2 separate regions of the Homo sapiens genome follow, and region 1 is linked to region 2. The links are chromatin contacts, found by Hi-C in ENCODE. All regions are on one chromosome and are shown on one strand. The core of a region is the stretch at or near the end of the contact, and the rest is flanking DNA. Distances in the headings are between cores, read along the strand shown.

The links. Hi-C counts contacts between places; a loop is a spot of excess contacts on that map. Pooled maps may share reads with other maps.
Region 1: a map of CD8-positive, alpha-beta T cell shows a loop between it and region 2 (15-fold over the local background). The contact joins the promoter of ZNF638 here to the promoter of TEX261 in region 2. A Hi-C loop is called at or near these places in 4 of 168 maps with a recorded cell type or tissue (CD4-positive, alpha-beta T cell, CD8-positive, alpha-beta T cell and naive thymus-derived CD4-positive, alpha-beta T cell), 6 of 37 single-sample maps with no recorded cell type and 10 of 50 pooled maps.

Annotation. Positions count from the first base shown.
Region 1 is chr2:71,329,228-71,334,346 of GRCh38, reverse strand. It overlaps ZNF638 (zinc finger protein 638), which reads right to left and starts at 2,565. Exons shown (of 28, transcript NM_014497.5): 1 at 2,472-2,565. RefSeq lists enhancers at 1,599-2,284, 2,285-2,972 and a silencer at 2,556-2,765.
Region 2 is chr2:70,990,545-70,996,148 of GRCh38, reverse strand. It overlaps TEX261 (testis expressed 261), which reads left to right and starts at 1,276. Exons shown (of 6, transcript NM_144582.3): 1 at 1,276-1,461; 2 at 2,374-2,453; 3 at 4,166-4,319. The coding sequence starts at 1,392. RefSeq lists an enhancer at 465-514 and silencers at 1,055-1,584, 1,615-1,704.

The sequences.
Region 1 (5,119 bases), core at 1,316-3,815, 340 kb before region 2:
AAGCTATGTTACTGGGTACCAATACTGGAAGTACTGTTTCTAAGTATATAAGGCATTTTATTAAGGATTTGGACAAATTTAGTCCAAACCTTAATCAGTATACATTAAGGTACAGTGGAAAGAGCATGATTTAGAGTCCAGGCTCTGGTGACTACCAGCTGAGTTCATTCACTCAACATCTGAGCATCTAATACATACCAGGCACTGGGAAAGATACAAAGACTAACGTAACAATCATATAAATGGTTACAATATATATTGATAAGTTCTACAAGAAAGGCATGTAAAAAGTTTATAGAAGCACAAAATATTTTAATGAAAGTTAGATTAGAGGGCCTTTCAACTCCAAAATTCTATTACTCTAAATCCTTTTAAGCCGTTTAATTAGAAGAGAATACCCACAGATTATAATTTTCTATCAAACAATGCTGCCTAAGCACTTCAATTTTGAAATACAAGTAACAGCTAACATTAAGCACCTAGTATGTGCCAAGGAATACGAGCTTTCCATACACTGTCTCACTTAACAGTCACTCACAAAAATCCCAAGCAGGAAGTAATAATGTCACCATTTTAGAGATAAGGAAACAAAAGCTCAAGAAAGACTAAAATAATTTACCAAAGTCTCACACATACTGAGGAAAAGGGAGATGTGAATCCAGATCTTCCGACTGCAAAGCCTATTCTCTTTCCACTAAACTACTTGTCTCATTTTCTTCCACTTACATAAAAACAAAATTTCCGGAGATCACCTACTTAAGAGCACCCAAGAAAAACCCTAAGATAGTCAAGTACAAAGTGATGACTTTTTTAAACTACAGTACCTAAACCTTTTTAACCTAGAGTACCTGCCGTATACACCCTCCAAAACAAAATGCAAAAAAGGATTACAAAACAAATACAACCAATATACAATAAATATGTGACCATAAACACATTATGAAAACTAGTTAATAAAAACGAATAAGATTTTGTGATTTCTTCCAACTGTTATATTTACCCTTTCTTGGTTCCAAGACAAATAAATCCCCAAGGAAGGAATGGCCCAGCATATTTTAATGTATAACATGCTGGGACGCCCTGTAATTATTTAGAAGTACATATTACAGAATATGGAGTACAAAATAAAATATAAAATGCTGTCAAACTTTTTTAAAAGACAGCAACATAAGTCCACTAAGTCTCAAATGTCTAATCATTAACAAAATTTAAAGCTATTTGAATGTCATTTACATGTTTGTTTTTCTCCGAAAACTTCCTTAAATTCACCTTTTTTTGGTCAATCCTTTTCTCCAGGTTATCAATTTTTAATTGTAAATCTGAACCAGCAAGCACAACATCCCTGAAAAAATAATCCTTTACAACAAATGAGGGGAAAAAGCAGAAAATTTTTTGTGCAAAATTCCAGAGCTCGTTGGAAAAAGTACTTGAACATAAATCGCTGGATCCTGGTGACAAGTTTTTCATCGGGACTCCTTTAAACTACTACAATTTCTGGTCCTGGCCCCAAACTTCGCCTAAGGACAAATTTTAAGATTAAGAAAAATTAGCTTCAGGTAGCCTTCACTCTATAGCTCAATCCATGATTTTGTAATACTGAAGTATCCCTCATTAACAATTACCTCAAACAACAAAAGATCTATTTCAAACGTTCTCAAGGATTCCAGTCTGTGATATATACATTCCCCCTTCCTTTAAGAGAACGGGGCCCAAGCTAAGAATCACACAAAAACAATTCACTAACGTTCTGTTTTCACAATTCCTCTGAGAAATTTGGAAATACTGTTAGGTATCACAACCATTTATGAGTCCTCAGTCTCCCACAGAGGTGATATTTTCTTTGGTTTCATACCTGCACTACGCAGCACAGAACACCAGCCCGGAAAAGCCGCTGGATCCTAACATTCCCTCCTTCATCCCGACACCCCCTCCCCAACCCCAAACACAAACACGCTCTTCTCTCCACGCTTCTTGCACAATGTCGCTGGTCAGAGGGCTCGGCTCAAACTCCACCGCCTCTTCGGGCCCGACGGGAACGCTTCCTCCCTGCTCGGCATTCCCTCACCACCGCTTCCTCGGCTGTCAGGCCCAGCGCAGCCTCGGCAGGCCGGGCGCTGCTGGGGAAGGGGCCGCCTCGGCCTCGCCAAAGGGCTCTTCACGATCCTCGGCCCAGTGCAACGGCGTCAGGCAGCTCTTCTCGAGGCAGGGTCCTTCACGAGTACCCGGACGGGCCCTCCCGGGTAGCGAAGTGAATAAACGACGGAGCAGGGCAGCACAGCACAGCTTCCCTTCCCATCCCGGGGGTCCCCCAACCTCCTCCCGCCCCCGCCGTCTGCCCGCCGCCATTTTGTGCGGAGCCGCTGCGACACAGATACAATAGTCGGCCCGGATCTCACAGGAAGGGCTCAGGACCCCCACGATACCGGCCTCCGCCTTCCAACCCCCTACTCCCCACAGGGCAGCGGTCCTACCTATGCCTACCCGACTAACAGCTGGATCCCATCCGCGCCCCACACAGTTTAGCACTCAGCCTCCAGTCTCGACGCCGAAAACGCTACCGCCTCCAAAGAGCTGCACGCATGCGCGCCTCCCAGCTCCTGCGAGCCCTCGTAGGCTCCCGGCGCCTGCGTACCGCTGGCACCGCGCTCGCCCGAAGCCCGAGAAGAGCCGGGCGGAGCGGGCTCCCGGAAGGGGCGCTCCCGCGTGGTGGCGGCGAAGGCGTGCGGCAAAAAAAAAAAAAAACTCCAGCGCCGTCTTCACTCTTTTGCTGGTTCTGTGCCTGTCCTCTCCAAACCGCTCATCCTTTTAAGACCTATATTGTCTCACCTCCTTCATGAAGTCTTCCCTGATCATTTGTGCCTTCAATAATAACATTATATGGCCAGGCGCGGTGGTTCACGCCTGTAATCCCAGCACTTTGGGAGACCGAGGTGGGTGGATCATCTGAGGTCAGGAGTTCGAGACCAGCCCGGCCAACAGGGTGAAACCCCGTTACTAAAAACACAAAAAATAGCCGGTGGCGCGCGCCTGTAGTCCCAGCTACTAGGGGGTGCTGAGGCAGGTGAATTGCTTGAACCCGGGAGGCGGAGGTTGCAGTGAGGGAAGATTGCACCACTGCACTCCAGCCTGGGCAACAGAGTGAGACTCCATCTCAAATAATAATAACAACATTATATTATAACAGGTTATATTCGCGCCTAGCACGTTAATATAATGCTTTGTATGGTCAAGATTTTGCCTGCTTTTATCCTGTCACCTTGCACCTTTTGATCCCTATGGCAATGATGTGTGTCATAGCTACTCAAAACTGTAAAGTAGAATTCAACCAAAGCTATTCAGCTAAAACTTTAACACTCTGAAAATCCTTTTGTCATTTCACAATAAAAAGCCCTATCTGTGTGGTAGATATTTGTAATCTCCATTTTACCCATGGAAAACCTTGGGATGACAGACGTTAAAGAACTGTGTTATGCAATGTTTTATCTTCTCGAGGTGGCTGTACTACACCAATATGAAAACCCAGTCATTGTTCAAAATCTGGTAAAGCTACAAGCCCTGCCGTATGCATACCACACAAATCACACCACCCACCCTGAGTCTCACACATCGGTTTTACCTAGCACTCAAGCAAATGCATTTCTTTTATTCACATTAAAACAAGCATTTGAAAGACTAAAAAGAAAAGTCGTTTTAAAAAGATATCTTATCGGATTTTCATTTCAAACCAAAAATCCTGCTAGGGACAACAAATCAAAAACAACAAAGAAAAAGCCAACAAGCTCCCCCTAAACACCAAATAACCCATGTTAACATTTGATAAGTTTCCTTCCATACATTTCTTTATATTCATACAAACACATTATTTGCATGTAACAGGAAATGTTTTCTTTTTTCACACATTAGCTATTTGCTTTTCTGATTACTGACATTTCTCCAAGTAAACCATATAATCCTTTTTTAAATAATTGTATAATATTCATAGTATAGCTGCCTCAGCAATTATTCAGCCTGTTGTTGAACACTGAAGTTGTTTCCAGTCTTTTTGCTACTGCAAACACTGCTGTATACAAAGACTTACCAAATTATGCTTTAATTTCTAAAGGCTAGAATCATCATAGTGGGAATGCTAGATTAAATGTATATGTGTGTACATACATTTAATTTTAATAGGTGTTGTAGAAAAACTTCCCAAAAAGTTTCTACAAAGTGTCACTTCCACTAAATATGTAAGAAAATAGGCAGGGCAAGGTGGCTCATGCCTGTAATCCCAGCACTTTGGGAGGCTGAGGCAGGTGAATCACAAGGTTAGGAGTTCAAGACCAGCCTGACCAACATGGTGAAACCCAATCTCTACTAAAAATATAAAAATTAGCTGGCTGTGGTGGTGCACGCCTGTAATCCCAGCTACTCGGGAGGCTGAGGCAGGAGAATCACTTGAACCCAGGAGGCAGAGGTTGCAGTGAGCCGAGATCACGCCACTGCACTCCAGCCTGGGTGACAGAGTCAGACTCTGTCTCAAAAAAAAAAAAAAAAAAAAAGAAAATAACCATTTCCCTACAAACTCACTTCTTTCTCAAACCTGAAATACTTTAAATATCATTGGACTTACCTGTTCTTTAAAGTTTGAAATAATTCACCTTTGAAATATCTTGTTTGGTGCTTTTTCTGAGAGTTGTTCTTCTCTAATTTTCTCTTGATACTTTATGATATTTAGTTGGATAAGAATTTCTCTCTCTTCCACAATGAATTTGGTAATTTATATTTTGCTTGAAAAGCATCCATTTCATCTAGATTTTCAAACATTTCCCTAGAGTTAGGCAAAGTAACTTATGAAATTTCTTTCATTTCCTTTATGTGGGCCCCTTATATGGCTTTATTTATTTGCACAGCACTTATCACCTTCTGATATACCAATAATTTATTTATTTGTTTCTTTTCCATCTTCCTCCACTAGAAATGTAAGCTCCCTGAGGTCAGGGATATTTGTCTGTTTTCTTCACTGCTTTATTTCCAATACAGAGAATGATAGTTGGTACGCAGTAGAAAATCAGCAAATATTTCTTGAAAGAATGAATGACTCTGATGGTGTGTATGTGTGTGTGTGCGTGTGTGTGTGTGT
Region 2 (5,604 bases), core at 27-2,526:
TTCCCAAACTGAAACCCTGTATCCATTAAAAAGTAACTCCCCATTCTTTGTCCCCCAGACCCTGGCAAGCACCATTTAACTTTCTGCCCATGATTTTGACTACTCTGGGTACCTCATATGAGGGGAATCATACAATGTGTGTCCTTCCCTATTTGGCTTATTTCACTTAGCATCATGCCTTCAAGGTTCATTGATGTTGTAGCATGTGTCAGAATTTCACTTCATTTTAAGGCTAGATAATATTCCATTGTATGTTTATAGCACTTTATGTCTATCTTTTCGTCAACCGATGGACATTTGGGTTGCTTCCCTCTTCTGACCATTGTGAATAATGCTATGAATATTGGTATACAAATGTCTCTGCTTTCTCAGTTCTTTTGGGTATATACCCAGAAGTAGAATTGCTAAATCATACGGTAATTGTTTTTTTTAGGAATACGTATTTTTATGCAGGAAAAATATGATTCTGAAATAAGCCTACTAGACTCTTGTTCTACATACTTTATTTTGCATGCCTGTCTCCGCCACTAGATGGGAGACTTGTTGACAAGGACTAACCGGTTCCAGGTGCCCCTCAGGAACCCTCCCAGAGGTGTAGTAAATGCATCCAGCGCCTAGCGGACGCCCTGCGTGCCCGGCAAGGGGTGAGGTGCAGGCGATACAAAGGTGCAGAATGTACCCCAAAAGAACAGCCTAGAGGGGAATTAGGCCGGAGGATGACCGATTAAAATCACCCCAACTCCTGATTGTGCCGCTTCCTAGGTGCATGACCCAGGGCAACTTCCTTTGGCCCCGGCTTCCCCGTCTATAAAATGATTTACATTATCTGCTCAAATTTCCGACAAGAACACACCTCGCCTTTATCACAGAGCGTGGCACATATTAGGAATTCAATAATTTTGTCCCTATCACCTGCGATAGCAAGAGACAGACTTGTCCGCAACCTGCCGGGAGGCAGGTTCTGGGGAGGTTGCTGGGGCGCGGTCGGGCGGCCCTGTCCGGCCCTGGACCACCTCCAGGCTGGTACGGGAGTGCACAGGGAGGGACTGGAGGCTGCACTCCGAGCCCCAGTATGGGCGCTTGGTCGTCTCCGCCCCTGGGCACCGTCCCGCCTCCCTCTGGCTGCAGCGGTCTGCATTCATTCCCCTCAGTGGAGCGGGGGATCCTGGCGGGGCAGCGGCGGTTGGCCCTCCTCTCCGGCGGGCGGCGCTAGCGCGAGCCTGGCCCCGGGCAGCGCTAGGGCCGGGCTCCTCTCGGCGGCGGCGCACCGTCGTCCTGTCGTCCGCGGGGCGGGGACGCGGCGGCGGCGGCGGCGGTGGCGGCTGTGTGTCGCCGGAGCCGAAGCGCGCAGGCCCGTCCCGGTGGCCGGGGAGCGGGCGGGTGGGGGCGCCATGTGGTTCATGTACCTGCTGAGCTGGCTGTCGCTCTTCATCCAGGTGGCCTTCATCACGCTGGCTGTCGGTGAGACTGCACGACCCCGGCCCGCGCGGGCTCCCGCCCCGGCATCGGTGCTCGTTGGGGGTCGCATCGCGGGGGTTTCGGAGCCACTCGGGGGACCACTGCCCGGCGCTCCCGGCCTTCGCCGCCCCAACCCCTTCCCGCCTGATCCTGCCCCTCCTGTCGAGCCTGGCAGCCCGGCCTGACCGTGGCTCCTTCCAGGTGTCACAGAGTCCGCTCCGGCACTGCCCGAGAAAGGGTGACTCGAGTGCCGCCCCCGCGTCTGCGGACCGCTAACCGCTGCGGCTCCCACTCTTCGCGGGCCTGCCGCGCGGAACTTTTCCCCAACGCCTACCGCCGCCTTTGCGCCTCTGGCCCTTCATGCTCCCTGCTCTCTCCACCTTTGACACTTCTCCTCTGGCTGGTTCCCATTCGGCCTCAGTTGAGATGTCATCTTTTCCGGGAAGTCCACAGGGGTTGATGGTCCAGCAGTGCCCTGTCCTTTCCCTAAAGTAGCATTTCTCACACTAAACTCGTCTGTCTCTCCCTACTGTTCCCCTTCCCTTTCCCAAGCTGGGTCAGGGAAGGACCCTTGTCTGTCTTTTTCAGCTGTATTCTCAGCCCAGGGACCTGGCTCATGCCAAGTGCCCAGCAGGTGTTTATTGAATACGTGAAATTCCGTTTTCTGAGCCAGAGGTTATCATTGTACTGTGGCATCAAATGCAGACTTTCGTTGATTTTTATGAGATTTGTCCTTAGTTGCCCTAAGAAAGTTTTACTTCTCCAGACTTGGAAGGGCAACACATGGGATGTTTGGTTTGTTCTTGACCTTCTGGGGTCCATGAAGGGTGGATGGGGACTGGGCTGCAGAGAGAGGGGTGACCAGGATGGTGGGAGTGACCCTGGCTGATAGTCTCCCTGCCTCCCACCCTGCAGCGGCTGGACTCTATTACCTGGCAGAACTGATAGAAGAATACACAGTGGCCACCAGCAGGATCATAAAATACATGATCTGGGTAAGTGGCATCTTTCTCCAGGAGTCCTCCTCACTCTTTTGCCCTGCCTCAAAAGCAGGAAGTGGGGAGAGTTTGGCATGGATGATGAGGCCTGTGTCTCTGCTGTTTCCTGAGCATACACTCTTACCTCCTTGCCCTGAACGCTGTCTTTTGGGTCTGCACTCCTGGGCCCAGATCTTCCCTGGCCGCCTTCCCCAAGTGGCATTGTTTCACTGCAGGCCTTGTGCTCTAGTCCTTAAGGTGACAGCGAAGTGTACTTCTCTGTTGACAAGACCGTAGATTTGACTTTGCTTAGCTCTCTCCCGCTGTCTTTAGCCCTTTGCTCTGCTCACAGCATTTAAAACTTAGAGGAGCCATAAGACAGTTTTGCATATATGTTCATTGCCATCTTTCTAATCGGATCAAGTGATTTGTCCTAAGATCGGCACAGCTTCGCTGCCCTCGCCCTTCCCTGGTCTCATGGGAGGCTTCTCTTACTGAAGACACAGTCCTTGCCACTGATATCAAAGCCATAGGGGTGACTGCTGGTGGACAGACTTCCTTCAGCTGCAGGAAAGGCTGGGGGTAGGGGTGCCATTGGAGAGAAAGCGTCCACAGCCCCTCAAGTCGCCTGGTGTCAGCAGCCATGTGCACTCTGGGCATGGCTGAGGTTGGGAGTTCACAGTGGAGGCAAGACTATAGCCCTCAGCTCTGGTCCAGAGGCCCAGCTTGTGGGTGTTGGCACAGTAATTAGCCCTTCATTCAGCCAACTGTCATTTGCTAAGCACTGACAACTGTAGGTACTTATCAGTAGTGTTTTTCAAACTGTAGGCATGATTCATTATTTGGCTGTATAGTAGGTCACAATCAGCATTTTTTAAAAAAAGGAACATAAATAGAATTGAAATTTGAGCTTTGAATCATATATATGTATATATGTGTTGGGGTCACAGTGTAAAATGTTTTTCTTTTTCTTTTTTTTTTTTTGAGATGGAGTTTCGCTCTTATTACCCAGGCTGGAGTGCAGTGGCACAATCTCAGCTCACCGCAACCTCTGCCTCCTGGGTTCAAGCGATTCTCCTGCCTCAGCCTCCCGAGTAGCTGGGATTATAGGCATGTGCCACCATGCCTGGCTAATTTTGTATTTTTAGTAGAGATGGGGTTTCTCCATGTTGGTCAGGCTGGTCACAAACTCCCAACCTCAGGTGATCTGCCTGCCTTGGCCTCCCAAAGTGTTGGGATTCCAGGCGTGAGCCACCTCGCCTGGCAGATGTTTTTCTTACTGTGGGTTGCTGTCAAAAAGTTTGAGAAATGGGCTGGGTGCGGTGGCTCACACCTGTAATCCCAGCACTTTGGGAGGCCATCAGAAGTTTGAGACCAGCCTGGCCAACATGGCAAAACCCTGTCTCTACTAAAGACACAAAAATTAGCTGGGCGTGGTTGTGCATGCCTGTAGTCCCAACTACTCAGGAGGCTGAGGCAAGAGAATTGCTTGAATCCAGGAGATCGCGCCACTGCACTCCAGCCTGGATGACAGAGTGAGACTCCGTCTCAAAAAAAAAAAAAAAAATGTTGCCTTTTGGGAGCAGAGAACCTAGCTGGGGAGGCCAGACCTGTGAAATGAGGAGATTGAAGCATGAACCTAGTGCTGCCCAGAGCGGGCTGGGGGTTGGTGAGTCCAGGAACGTTGCCTGGAAGAAGCGCCCTGCACTGTCTGCCTCTGGTTGTTTCAGTTCTCCACCGCTGTACTGATTGGCCTCTACGTCTTTGAGCGCTTCCCCACCAGCATGATTGGAGTGGGCCTATTCACCAACCTCGTCTACTTTGGCCTCCTCCAGACCTTCCCCTTCATCATGCTGACCTCGCCTAACTTCATCCTGTCGTGTGGTGAGAGGGGACAGAGTTGGGGAGGCAGCTGATGTGGTTGGGTGTGCCCATCTCCATCCTGGGCACTAAAGGGGATACAGAAAAAGGAAGCCAGCTGTTGAAGTCCTCCAGGAAGCCAGGCTAGTTGGGAAGATGCGGTTCTTACTGCTGAGGACTCTAGAGCCCACCTTGGCTCTAGTGAATAGAATTTGTTGGGGCTGGGGACTCAGACAGGGAGGGCTTTCCCAGAGAGGTAAGTTTGAAGGAGAGTTTGGGAAAGAAGAGGTTGTGGATTGGCTGAGGCAGGGCCCCCAACTGAGCAGTTCCAGCCTCAAAAAAACCACTTGGCCAGAAAAAGCCCAAAGCCCTTCCGGTAGGCAGGCAGCTGTCCGTCCAGTCCTCTGACCCAAAGTCATTGTTAGGACTGGAGCCTCATGGGGCTGTGAGCACCTTGCAGACTCTGGCCTGGTGTGAATGCCTCCTGGGGGCTGCAGCTTCTCATCTCATTCTCACTGGCTGCCGCTGCCTCGGGCTTGAGCCTGGATGTGGAGGACCCAGTCTTCTTGGCGTTGCCCTGCCACCACTTTCTGACCCTGGGGAATCATTGGCCCTCTCTGGGCCTTAGCTTCTCCATCTATTCAGAGAGGATGTTTCTGAAAGAACTATTGGGAGACTCAGTGGGCATATAGTAGGTGCATATAGGTATTTACAGATATTCCTGGAAAAGGCTTCGGAAAGTATTTTGGTTGCCAAGATTGCCATTGCTCCTGTTCATCATTGCTGGCTACCCTAGCTTTCAGTCAGGGTATCAGATGGAGTTAGGGGTTTTTTAGAGTGACTTTTCTATTTCTATGAGAGAGCCTGGAGGGTGAATATTATCCACACAAAGGGCATATTGTTAAAGCCAAAACTGGTTTCTTCCTTGGGTGTGATTTCACCAAAGAATTTGTTCAGCAGAGGTTTGTTAGGGAGCCCTTCCATGGAGACCAGGCCCCTCTGTCCAGGGAAGAAGTCCTGCCCCCAGCCCCTCAGCAGCAGGCTCCCCTGACTTCACTCCCTTGATCTGCCCTTTAATGCCTAAAAGAGTTTTTCCAAAAGATCTTGTGGGCACCAGGCACTATCCTACCTCCCATTATCTCTTAGCCCTAGAGTGTGGCTAGGCATAGCAGAACTGTAGTCTTTGCCTTAGAATGGGAGAGGCAGGAGAGAAGAAAGGAGACATGAGAATTGCTGTGAGGTGTGTGTGAGGGGACAGTCAGTTTCAGGGGACATGTTCTTTCTGGTGCCTGCCCTTCACCTCACCATG